2 separate regions of the Homo sapiens genome follow, and region 1 is linked to region 2. Evidence: read pairs that join two places in POLR2A ChIA-PET (ENCODE). Cell type or tissue: CD4-positive, alpha-beta T cell. All regions are shown on one strand. Each heading gives the region's core, and the rest is flanking DNA. Links, peaks and the distances in the headings are about the cores only. Region 1 overlaps DOCK11 (dedicator of cytokinesis 11). Region 2 has its middle 21 kb from the start of DOCK11.

The links. Peaks named below come from ENCODE experiments on the same cell type or tissue, not always from the same donor. Only the 100,000 strongest peaks of a DNase experiment are listed, where the experiment ranks them.
Region 1: POLR2A ChIA-PET joins it to region 2 with 7 read pairs; 4 of 35 experiments call an interaction of 5 or more read pairs at or near these places.

What each region holds. Positions count from the first base shown.
Region 1 is chrX:118,529,194-118,531,693 of GRCh38, reverse strand. The region is part of intron 1 of DOCK11 (dedicator of cytokinesis 11); the gene reads right to left. Among named protein-coding and RNA genes, the nearest start is that of DOCK11, 35 kb to the right of the region's middle. In CD4-positive, alpha-beta T cell, for the core only: no CTCF peak of the experiment used is centred there; a DNase peak (open chromatin) is centred at 993; H3K4me3 peaks cover 403 bases; H3K27ac peaks cover 1,924 bases.
Region 2 is chrX:118,470,381-118,479,764 of GRCh38, reverse strand. No RefSeq gene overlaps it. Among named protein-coding and RNA genes, the nearest start is that of DOCK11, 21 kb to the left of the region's middle. In CD4-positive, alpha-beta T cell, for the core only: no CTCF peak of the experiment used is centred there; no DNase peak of the experiment used is centred there.

The DNA of each region.
Region 1 (2,500 bases), core at 1-2,500, 56 kb before region 2:
CCCAGCTACTCGGGAGGCTGAGGCAGGAGAATCACTTGAACTTGGGAGGCGGAGGTTGCAGTGAGCCAAGATGGCACCATTGCACTCCAGCCTGGGCAACAAAGCAAGACTCTGTTTCAAAAAAACAATATATATATATATATATATACACACTTCAAATGGTTAAGCTGTATAGAATGAGGATTATATCTCAAAGGCTGTCAAGAAAAGTAAAACATAAAATTACTCAGCTTCACTTCCTGTTTTTTTTTTTTTTTTTTTTTTTTTTTTTTTTTTTTTTTGAGTATATGGCTCACTGCAGCCCCGAACCTCCTGGGCTTAAGGGATCCTCCCACCTCAGTCTCCTGAGTAGCTGGGACCACAGTCATCCACCACCATACCTGGCTATTTCTTTTTTATTTTTGTAGAGATGAAGTCTCCCTATGTTGCCCAGACTGGTCTCAAACTCCTGGCCTCAAGCAACCCTCCTGCCTGACTCCCAAAGTGCTGGGATTACCAGCATGAGCCACTGCACCCAACCTCACTTCCTTATACATCCAAAAACAAAACGAAACAAAACAACAACAACAATAACAACAAAATCTCCAATATTTAGTAAGAGATGAGTTCTCAGTACAGAAATCATGTTGCTCTTCATTCCAATGGTTAGTTTTCAATGCTTGAGGTTCCTACACCATAGCCATATATTTCACAGACCAGCCTGCTACAAAAGTGAGGCTTGCTGCTCTGTCATTCCCCGAGGGCTCTTCTGGAATCTTATAAACAGAAATAGAAAACATAGAACTTAGTTCTATAGATTCACTGAGCATTAACCATGTGTCAGGCAGTGGAGCTACAAAGCTGGGAAGGCAAAAGCAGGCAAGATGTGGGCCCTGCCCTTAACAAACTCATGGGCTAGAGGGAGAGAGAGATCCCTAAATCAAGAGCTATGATGCAATGGAGTAAGGGCTAGGGTAGGGGATACAGAGAGTGCCATGCAGACACAGGGAAGGGAGTGATTCATATCACTGGTGAAGGCAGTTCAGAGAGGAAATAGCTTTTGAGCTGAGACTCGAAGGATGAAATAAAAATCCCCATGGCAGGCAAGGAAGAGAGCATAAGTCTTAGCAAAGAAGAAGAAAGCCATGTGTTCATTGATTCTGGGGTGTACAGAACAGGGAGGAATGGCCAAGATGAGCTGGGAAGGAACGTTTATGGAGGACCACATATGCCAAGTCAATGAGTTTAGACTGTTTCCTAGTGTAGGTGATGGGGAGCCAGAAGTGGTTTTTAAGCAAGGGAATGACATGAACAGATGTTTTACTCACATTTATCCACTGAAAGCCAGAAGGTCAACGTTAATGGAAATTAATCCATAAAATGACAGCATAGGCTAAAAATTTGTCCTATTGTCTATGTTTTCCAGGAGTAATACACTGAATTATGGAAAACTACTCATTAGAGTTGCATACAAAACTATTGAGGAAAATAAAGTGAGGACTCTGCTTATGTGAAAAGCCTTTCTTTAAGAGAGAGAAAATGTTTGCATTGTCCTTGTGTGACAGAGATTAACCAGAATATTTCATTTGGAAAAGATCAGCTGCCAATCTGTACTTAATTTGTTCCCAACACCTTTCCTATGGCTAATTTGATCCAAAATGGTCCAACTTTTGATGAGAAATATGTTGGATCACAGTATTTCTTTGTTTCAATCCCTTCAGTGGCTCACCAGAGTCTGTAGAATAAAGCTCAAACTGTTCAGCAAGGCTTATTAGATCCCTTGTGATCTGGTCTCCATCTTCAGCCTCCAGCCCCATGTCCTCCAATCAGGGTGGGTAGACCTCCTAATGGGTCATGTTATCTCATATTTGATGATCCTGACCTCTCTGCCTGGTTATGTCTACTCCCCCCACCTCAAGACCCCAAGAGGCTGCCTTATCTACCCAAGTACAGGTGACCACTTCTTCCTATTCAGTGCACCTTCTGAAACCCAGAGCTATTCTATTTCCTACGCTTCCTTCGCCATCCCAGCCCATTTCAGAGGTGCCAAGGTGCAGTGCCTGATGTTTCCTTTTCTGTCTCTCTACCCTCTTAAATGAAAGTTCTGTGATTGTAGTGTCGTTGTCTTATTCACTGCTCTGTCCCTAGCTCTTCAAATGAGCAAAGTACAAATCCATGGTCAATATTTTCCTAACCTTCAGAATTAAGATTTTCTGCCTCTTACAATCTTTCCTAGATGACCACAATCTCTAAAACACTGAAAGGCAAACATTAGGGTAGCTGTCCAAAGGAGCTCTGCTACTGAACACTTTTAATAGTATGAATCATCACTCACTAATTTATCTTTTTGTAAATTCACAATGCCATATATGAAGTTTTCATAGAACAAGGCACCCCACGAAGAAATGCTGGGAGGTAGAAAATAGTATGGGTGGTCGGGCGTGGTGGCTCACGCCTGTAATCCCAGCACTTTGGGAGGCCAAGGCAGGCGGATCACAAGGTCAGGAGTTTGAGACCTGCC
Region 2 (9,384 bases), core at 3,707-6,206:
AGACCCCCTTCTGCACAAAAAATAAAAATAAAAAAATTAGATAGGTAAGGTGGTGAGTGCCTGTAGTCCCACCTACTTGGGAAGCTGAGGTGGGAGGATCACTTGAGCCCAGGAGGTAGAGGCTGCAGTGAGCTATGATCGCATCACTATACTTTAGCCTGGGTGACAGAGTGAGATCCTGTCTCAAAGAAAGAAAGAAAGAAAAAAGACTGTGCAGGGTGTGGCTGAAGCCTGTAATCCTGGCACTTTGGGTGACCAAGGTGGGAAGATCGCTTGAGCCCAGGAGTTCGAGACCAGCCTGGGCAACATAGGGCGACCCCGTCTCTACAAAAAAAAAAAAAAAAAATTAGATGGGTGTAGGCCGGGTGCGGTGGCTCACTCCTATAATCCCAGCACTTTGGGAGGCTGAGGCAGGTGGATCACCTGAGGTCAGGAGTTTGAGAATACATTCCTATAATTATTATGTGATTATCTGCCTTTTAAAATGGTGTACCATGGGTGTACCATGGCCAAAGACTACTGAAAGTCTATAAAAGATCACCAGGAGAATGAAAACATAATAGAAAATCAATGCAGCCCTGGTGGTACATGTGTTTAGTACGTAATTCTGAATAATGTCACGGAAACTGCTATCACTGGGGAGGACAATATATCTCAGTATGATGTTGTGTTGGTAAGTGTTGCCACATTGAACAATTCTGGAGATGCCAATCACATCATAGACTATGTGAATGGCACTCCCCTGGAGATGTATAAAGATGTATAGAGGCCGGGAGCGGTGGCTCATGCCTGTAATCCCAGCGCTTTGAAAGGCCGAGGTGGGTGGATCACCTGAGGTCAGGAGTTTGAGACCAGCCTGGCCAACATGGTGAAAACCCATCTCTATTAAAAATACCAAAAATTAGTCAGGTGTAGTGGCGGGCACCTGTAATCCCAGCTACTCCGGAGGCTGAGGCAGGAGAATCACTTGAACCCGGGAGGCGGAGGTTGCGGTGAGCCGAGATAATGCCATTGCACTTCAGCCTGGGCAACAAGAGCGAAACTCTATCTCAAAAAAAAAAAAATTGTGTAGAGACAGTCTGTTGAACCCTATACAAGTGGCCCTGTGCTATATAAACTCATTCTTTTCATTCCCCAGAGATGTCTGGTTGAAAGAATAGTTATAAGTCAGGTGTGGTGGTGTGCACCTGTAGCCCCAGTTACTTGTGAGGCTGAGGTGGGAGGAACGCTTGAGCACAGGAGTTGGAGGCTGCAGTGAGCTATGATCGCACCACTGCACTCCAGCCTGGGCGAAAGAGTGAGACACTATCTCCAAAAAAAAAATAAATTTTTTTTTTTTGAGATGGAGTCTCGCTCTGTCGCCCAGGCTGGAGTGCAGTGGCACAATCTCGGCTCACTGCAAGCTCCGCCTCCCGGGTTCACGCCATTCTCCTGCCTCAGCCTCCCGAGAAGCTGGGACTACAGGCGCCCGCCACCAAGCCCGGCTAATTTTTGTATTTTTAGAAGAGACGGGGTTTCACCGTGTTAGCTATGATGGTCTCGATCTCCTGACCTCGTGATCCACCCGCCTCGGCCTCCCAAAATGCTGGGATTATAGGCGTGAGCCACCGCGCCCAGCCAAAAAAAATTTTTAAAGAAAAGTTATAAACAAAAACCACTATTATGGGGCTCAAACTGTGTCTGAATCTAACAAAGACAGAGTTAGAATAATTTAAAGAAAATGTAAACAATGAGAGCCTTTGATTTCTAAAAACTCAGGAGGTGAGGTGTCTAGAATGAAATAATAATGATTTCTGAAACAGATGAATTAAAGAGTGCCTAAATATTGTAAAACAGGGGATTTGTGTTCCTCTTTTTGCTCCAATGAATCTATTCAAAATGGTTTATTCATTTTAAGCTGCAACTAAAACAAAATATGGTGGGGTGGTGGTAACATGAATATATACATATATATACATGTGAATATATATACACACATATATACATATATAAAATGAAGGCGCGTTATTTTTTACAATTAAAACTCAATAAAGTTGAATGTGTATGTGTGTATATATGTGTTTATATATGTGTATGTGGTGTGTATATATATTTATATATATATAATATATTTCTTGTCAATGAGGCCTCAATTTTCAGACTTCTTCTCTAGCCACTCTTCTCACTCCCTTGATGATCTCATCCAGTGTTTATGGCTTTATATAACATCTGTACCAGCACGGTCCAATGGAAATATAATGTGAGCCACATATATAACTTTAAATACTTTACTAGCCACGTTCAACAAGTAAAAAGGAACACATGAAATCAATTTTAATAATGTATTTTATTTAATCCAATATAGCCAAAAATATCTTTTCAACATGTGATCAATATTTAAAAATTATTAATAAAATATTTCACTTTCTTTTTTCTGTATTGTCTTTGACATCCAGTGAGTATTTTACACTCATAGCATATCTCATTTCGGACTAGCCACATTTCAGGTGATCAATCGTCACATGTGGCTGGTGGCTACTGTATCAGATAGTAGGTATCTATACGCTGACAAGGTCCAGATTTACTTTTCCAACCTAGATCTCTCCTCTGAACTGCAGACTCATTCATCCAACTGTCTACTCAACATCCCCACCTGCATTTATTATAGTCATCTAAAATTTATGTCCAGGGCCAGGCGTGGTGGCTCACGCCTGCAATCCCAGCACTTCGGGAGGCTGAGGTGGCCAGATCACTTGAGGGCAGGAGTTTGAGAACAGCCTGGGCAACATGGCAAAATCACGTCTCTACTAAAAATACAAAAACAATTAGCCGGGCATGGTGGCCCGTGCTTCTAATCCCAGCTATTCCAGAGGCTGAGGCACGAGAATAGCTTGAACCGGGGAGGTGGAGGTTGCAGTGAGCTGAGATCGCTCCACTGCACTCCAGCCTGGGTGACGAAGTGAGACTGTCTCAAATACATATATATTATATATAAAATTATATATAAAATTATAATATAATATATTATATATGTGTGTTTGTGATATAATATATATTTTTATACACACACACACACACACACACACACACACATATATATATATATATAGAGAGAGAGAGAGAGAGAGAGAGTATGTCCCAAACGCAGCTACTCATCTTCCCCCAAGAAACCTTTCAGAGGCTTACACATCTCAATTAATGACAACTCCATTTTTCAGGTTGCTCAGGCCCAAAACCTTGGAGCCATCCCAGACTCCTCTTTCTCTCACATCCTGCATCCAATCCTTCAGCACATCCTGGTGTCCCTACCTTCAAAATATAAGACCACTTCTCACCACTTCCATTAATACCCTGGTCCAAAGCACTATCATCTCTTACTAAGATGATGGATCGTCTCTAAGAATGTACTAGCCTCCTAAATGGTCTCCTTGCTTACAGCCTTGGCCCATTCAGTGTTTAAAACACAGCAGCCAGAGTGATCCTGTTAAAATGGAAGTCAGATCACAGCAGTCTGCTCTGAACTTTCCTCTGGCTCATCATTTCACTTCGCAAAAGCTGAAGTCCTTACAATGGTTCCACGCCCTCACCTCCGGTGACCTCTCCACTCTCCTCTCCATTCTCCCCTTGCTCACTCACATCAGGCTTACCAGCTTCCTTGCTCTTTCTCAAACACGCCAGGCATGCTTCAGCCCCAAGGCATTTGCACTTGCTGTCCCCTCTGTCTGGAATGCTGTTACCCCAGACAGAAGAGTGGTTCTCTTTCTCCCCTCCTTCCAGCCTTTGCTCAAATGCCACCTTCTCAGTGAGGCCTTCCCTTTACACCTTATTTAAAATTGCAACCCACCCCCCAGACTACCTATTTTTTTCTCTTCCCTGTTTTGTTTTTTCTCCATAGCATTTACTACACACACATCTTTTTTTTTTTTTTTTTTTGAGATGGTGTTCCTCTCTTGCTGCCCAGGCTGGAGTGCAATGGTGTCGTCTCAGCTCACCGCAAACTCTGCCTCCCAGGTTCAAGCGATTCTCCTGCCTCAGCCTCCCGAGTAGCTGGGATTATAGGCATGTGCCACCATGCCCCGCTAATTTTGTATTTTTAGTAGAGACGGGGTTTCTCCATGTTGGTCATGCTGGTCTTGAACTCCTGACCTCAGGTGATCCGCCCGTCTCGGCCTCCCAAATTGCTGGGATTACAGGTGTGAGCCACTGCGCCCAGCCAACCTATATATATTTAGTATTTGTCTCTCCCCATAAATTATAAGCTCTGTATGAGCAAAGCTTTTTGTGTGTTTTGTTCATCACTATATATCCACAGCACCTAGAACAGTGTTTGGCATATAGTAGGCACTCAGTAAATATTTGTTGAATGGCTACATTATATAACATTTTCATTCAGGACGATTGTTCATAATATTAAGAAAGTATGTAAAGAAAAGACAAATGATTTTTCAACATTGCTTCATATATGCCACATTTTATAACAAAACATAAAAAGATCCGCCTCCCGGGTTCAAGTGATTCTCCTGCCTCAGCCTCCCGAGTAGCTGGGACTACAGATGCCTGCCACCACGCCCATCTACATTTTGTATTTTCAGTAGTTTCACCATTTTGTAGTTTCACCGTGTTGGCCAGGCTGGTCTCGAACTCCTGACCTCAGGTGATTCACCCGCCTCAGCATCCCAAAGTGCTGGGATTATAGGCATGAGTCACCACGCCCAGCTATGGTGGTGGTCGGAGGGGGGCCTCCCTATGTTGCCCAGGCTGGTCTTGAACTCCTAGGCTCAAGCAATCCACCCACCTTGGCCTCCCAAAGTGGTGGGGATACAGGCATGAGCCACGGCGCCCAGCCCTGGTTGTCTACTTTCATTCAAATGAGCATTATATCTTGAGTTCCTGGTGGAATTCCAGTCACATACGATAATTTTAAGAGTGTTCCTTGGTCAAATACATGTGGGAAATGCTCCTTAGTGTATTATTCTGTGGAAACTATTTCATCTTCTCAGTTCTTTACTTCATTTTCTGGACTTCCTCCAGCTCAGTGACTTCACGTCATCGTTTGCTCTTTCCCTGACTTGTGCATGCAAAAAAAAAGATCTCCACCTCAAGGAGTTTGCCATTGCATTGCTTTTACGCTAGTAGTTAGGGAGCAATTTTTAATGTTTCCCTCTTAAAGGATTTATTTTTTTGCATCTTATCCTTAAGAGCTATTGACTTTGGTTTCATCTTTCTCTTGAAATGGCTGAAAATGTCTCCAGAGTGGGTATATTTTTGACTTCTTTCCCCCTCACAGTACTCCAGGCGAGAAGCTTTCTGAGATGTTCATTTTCCGCACTCATGAATGGAAGTCCATTTAAAAACTCTGAGGTGGAGATCATCCTAAATGCTTAGTTCTTTCCTGGTACCCTCTTCACACAAGGTAAAAGTGTACACAGACATAATATACATATCTATCATTAAGTATACATCATATTTGTGCATATATATATATATTTGCTCACTGTGACAGATTTTGAAGTTTATTAATTAGTGTTTGTGAATGAATAAAATATGTTCCATTATACATTTTTTTTGAGACAGGGTCTCACTTTGTTGCCCAAGATGGAGCGCAGTGGGGTGATCTCAGCTCACTGCAACCTCAACCTCCCAAGCTCAAGCCATCCTCCCATAGCCTCCTGAGTAGCTGGGACTACAGCTGCATGCCACCATGCCCAGCTATTTTTTTTTTTAAATTTTGTAGTGATGGGGTTTCAACATGTTGTGCAGGTTGGTCTCAAACTTCTGGGCTGAAGTGATCTGCCTGCCTCAACCTCCTAAGGTGTTGGGATTACAGGTGTGAGCCACAGCACTCAGCCTAAATATACATTTCATACATACATGCATGTGTGCAAATGTGCATGTATGTGTATACACATACATGCATGTACATTCACATATGAAGTCAGTGTCTGTACTTCCCATTGCTAGTTTTTACACTCTTACTATCTGTATATTTATTCATAAATGCTGTATAGTAGCTCCCTTCCCTTTCATTGTTTGTCTTGTAAAATGAATATTCTACCACTGCTTCCCCTCCTTTTGCTACTCACTTGATCCTTCGCTGCCTGCCACTTGGCCTCTCATAACTGCTTGACAAAAATCTTCTCATCTGAAGTCAGATGCGTTGGGTCATGCCTGTAATCCTAGCACTTTGGAAGGCTGAGGTTGGAGGATTGCCTGAGCCCAGGAATTACAGACCAGCCCTGGCTACATAGCAAGATCATGTGTCTACAAAACATAATTTTAAGAAAATTATAAAAATTGAAAAAAAATTAGCTGGGCGTGGCAGTGTGCACCTGTAGTCCCAGCCATTCAGGAGGCTGAGGTGGAAGGATCCTTTGAGCCCAAGACATTGAGGCTGCAGTGAGCTATAATGGAGGCACTGCACTCCAGCCTCGGTGACAGAGTGAGACCCTGTCTCTAAACAACAACAAAAAATCTTCTCATCTGAAAGTCATCACCATACTCAGTAACCTTTCCTTGGTCCTCATTACCTGACTTCTTCATTGTTCCTCCTCCCCTCCTTCTTGGATCTCTTTTGAGATGGAGTCTCACCTGGCCTCCCTGGTTCAAGGGATTCTCCTGCCTCAGCCTTCCAATTACAGGTGCGCACCATCATCCCCAGCTAATTTGTTTTTTTTGTATGGCGGTTCACCATGTTGGCCAAGCTGGTCTTGAACTCCTGACCTCAAGTGATCTGCCCACCTCAGCCCCCCAAATTGCTGGGATTACAGGCATGAGCCACTGTGCCCAGCCCTTCTTGGATCTCTTAATGAAATACTCTAATGTTGAAGGGGCTGGCCCCTGTGAAGAGGTGAAAGGGTGGGGCTGAGGGCTAATATCCTGCTTTGCCACTCTCTCGGCAGGCCTGTTTTCTCTCCCGACCACCAGCTTCACGCAGTCTCATGTACATTTCCAGAGGGATGTTCTGCTGTTTCCTTCAGCTTCACTTGTCTGAAATATAACTCATCTTCTTCCACAAAGCCAGTTTCCGTAGCTTCTCTTTTTCTGTCACTAACGTCAGCACCAGACATAAAACCTGAGTCATCTTTGACTCCTTTCTTGACTTCGCACCCACGTTCTATCCATCACCTAGTTGTGTTGATTTTTTTTAATGTTTTGAACTTTTGAAATATTTCAAAAACACAGAAAACTACAGAGAATAAACGATTTCATCACTGCTTAGATTTGACAAATCTTTGTATTTTGTCATATGGACTTCAGAGTTTTTCAAGAAATAAAACATAATACATTTGAAGTCCCTCTGCACCTTTCCTCAATCCTGTCCTCTATTCCCTTAGAAGTTATCACTACCTAAAGTCTATGTACCCCAAAAGCAATGTTGTATACTTTTCCTACATATGCATTTATCCATAAATAATATATAGGCCAGGCACAGTGGCTTATGCCTGTAATCCCAGCACTTTGGGAGGCCAAGGTGGGAGGTTCACTTGAGCTCAGGAGTTTGAGACCAGCCTAGGCAACATGGTGAGGCCCCATCTCTATAAAACATTAAAAAATTAGCAAGGCATGGTGGCGTACACCTGTAGTCCCAGCTACTTGGGAGGCTGAGGTGGCAAGATCACTTGAGCCCAGGAATTCAAGGCTGCTGTGAGCTATGATCATGCCACTGCACTCCAGCCTGGGTGGCAGAGTGAGACCCTGTCTCAAAAACAAGAATCATCAACAAAAACAACAATATTTTATTATAATAAAGGGTTTAGAGAAAATCAAAATTATGGGAGAAATTATTCTTATTTTTTGATCTAGTTGTCTACATCTATGTAGATGTAGGTCATCTTGTTCCCAAAAATGTAACCCCATCATCATTTGAGTCACGTGAATGTTAGGTATAGTTCTCAGGAGTAAACAGAGATTTGTGTGTCTGTGTGTGTGTGTTTAAGAGATGGGGTCTCACTCTGTTTCCCAGGTGGGAGTGCAGTGACAGGATCATAGTGTGTCTGGAGTTGGTTCCTTCTGGTGGGTTCTTGGTCTTGCTGACTTCAAGAAGGAAGTTGCGGACCTTCATGGTGAGTGTTACAGCTCTTAAAGGTGACATGGACCCAAAGAGTGAGCAGCAGCAAGATTTAGAGTGAAAGAACAAAGCTTCCACAGCATGGAAGTGGACCTGAGTGGGTTGTTTCTGCTGGCTCGGGTGGCCAGCTTTTATTCCCTTGTTTGTCCCCACTCACATCCTGCTGATTGGTCCATTTTACAGAGCGCTGATTGGCCCATTTTACAGAGTGCTGATTGGTGAGTTTACAACCGTTTAGCTAGATCCAGAGTGCTGATTGGTGCATTTTTACAGAGTGCTGATTGGTGCATTTACAATCCTTTAGCTAGACACAGAGCACTGATTGGTGCATTTTTACAGAGTGCTGATTGGTGCATTTACAATCCTTTAGCTAGACACAGAGTGCTGATTGATGCATTTACAATCCTCTAGCTAGACACAGAGTGCTGATTGATGCATTTTTACAGAGTGCTGATTGGTGCATTTACAATCCTCTAGCTAGACACAGAGTGCTGATTGGTGCATTTACAATCCTTTAGCTAGACACAGAGGGCTGATTGGTGCGTTTTTACAGAGTGCTGATTGATGCATTTTTACATAATGCTGATTGGTGCATTTACAATCCTTTAGCTAGACACAGAGGGCTGATTGGTGTGTTTTACAGAGTGCTGATTAGTGCATTTACAATCCTCTAGCTAGACACAGAGTTCTGATTGGTGCACTTACAATCCTTTAGCTATACACAGAGTGCTGATTGGTGCGTTTTTACAGAATGCTGACTGGTGCATTTACAATCCTTTAGCTAGACACAGAGTTCTGATTGGTGCACTTCCAATCCTTTAGCTAGACACAGAGTGCTGATTGGTGTGTTTTTACAGAGTGCTGATTGGTGCATTTACAGTCCTCTAGGTAGACACAGAGCGCTGATTGGTGCATTTTTACAGAGTGCTGATTGGTGCATTTACAATCCTTTAGCTAGACACAGAGCGCTGATTGGTGCGTTTTTACAGAGTGCTGACTGGTGCATTTACAATCCTCTAGCTAGACACAGAGTGCTGATTGGTGTGTTTTCAAAGGGTGCTGACTGGTGCATTTACAATCTTTTAGCTAGACACAGAGCACTTATTGGTGCGTATTTACAGAGTGCTGATTGGTGTGTTTACAATCCTCTAACTAGACAAAATTTCTCCAAGTCCCCACTCGACCTAGGAAGTCCAGCTGGCTTCACCTCTCAATAGCTCATACCTTATTACAGCCTCAAACTCCTGGGATCAAGCTACCCTCCCACCTCAGCCTCTCAAGAAGCTGGGAATACAGGCATGTGCCACTGTGCCTGGCTAAGAGAGAGCTTCTGAATG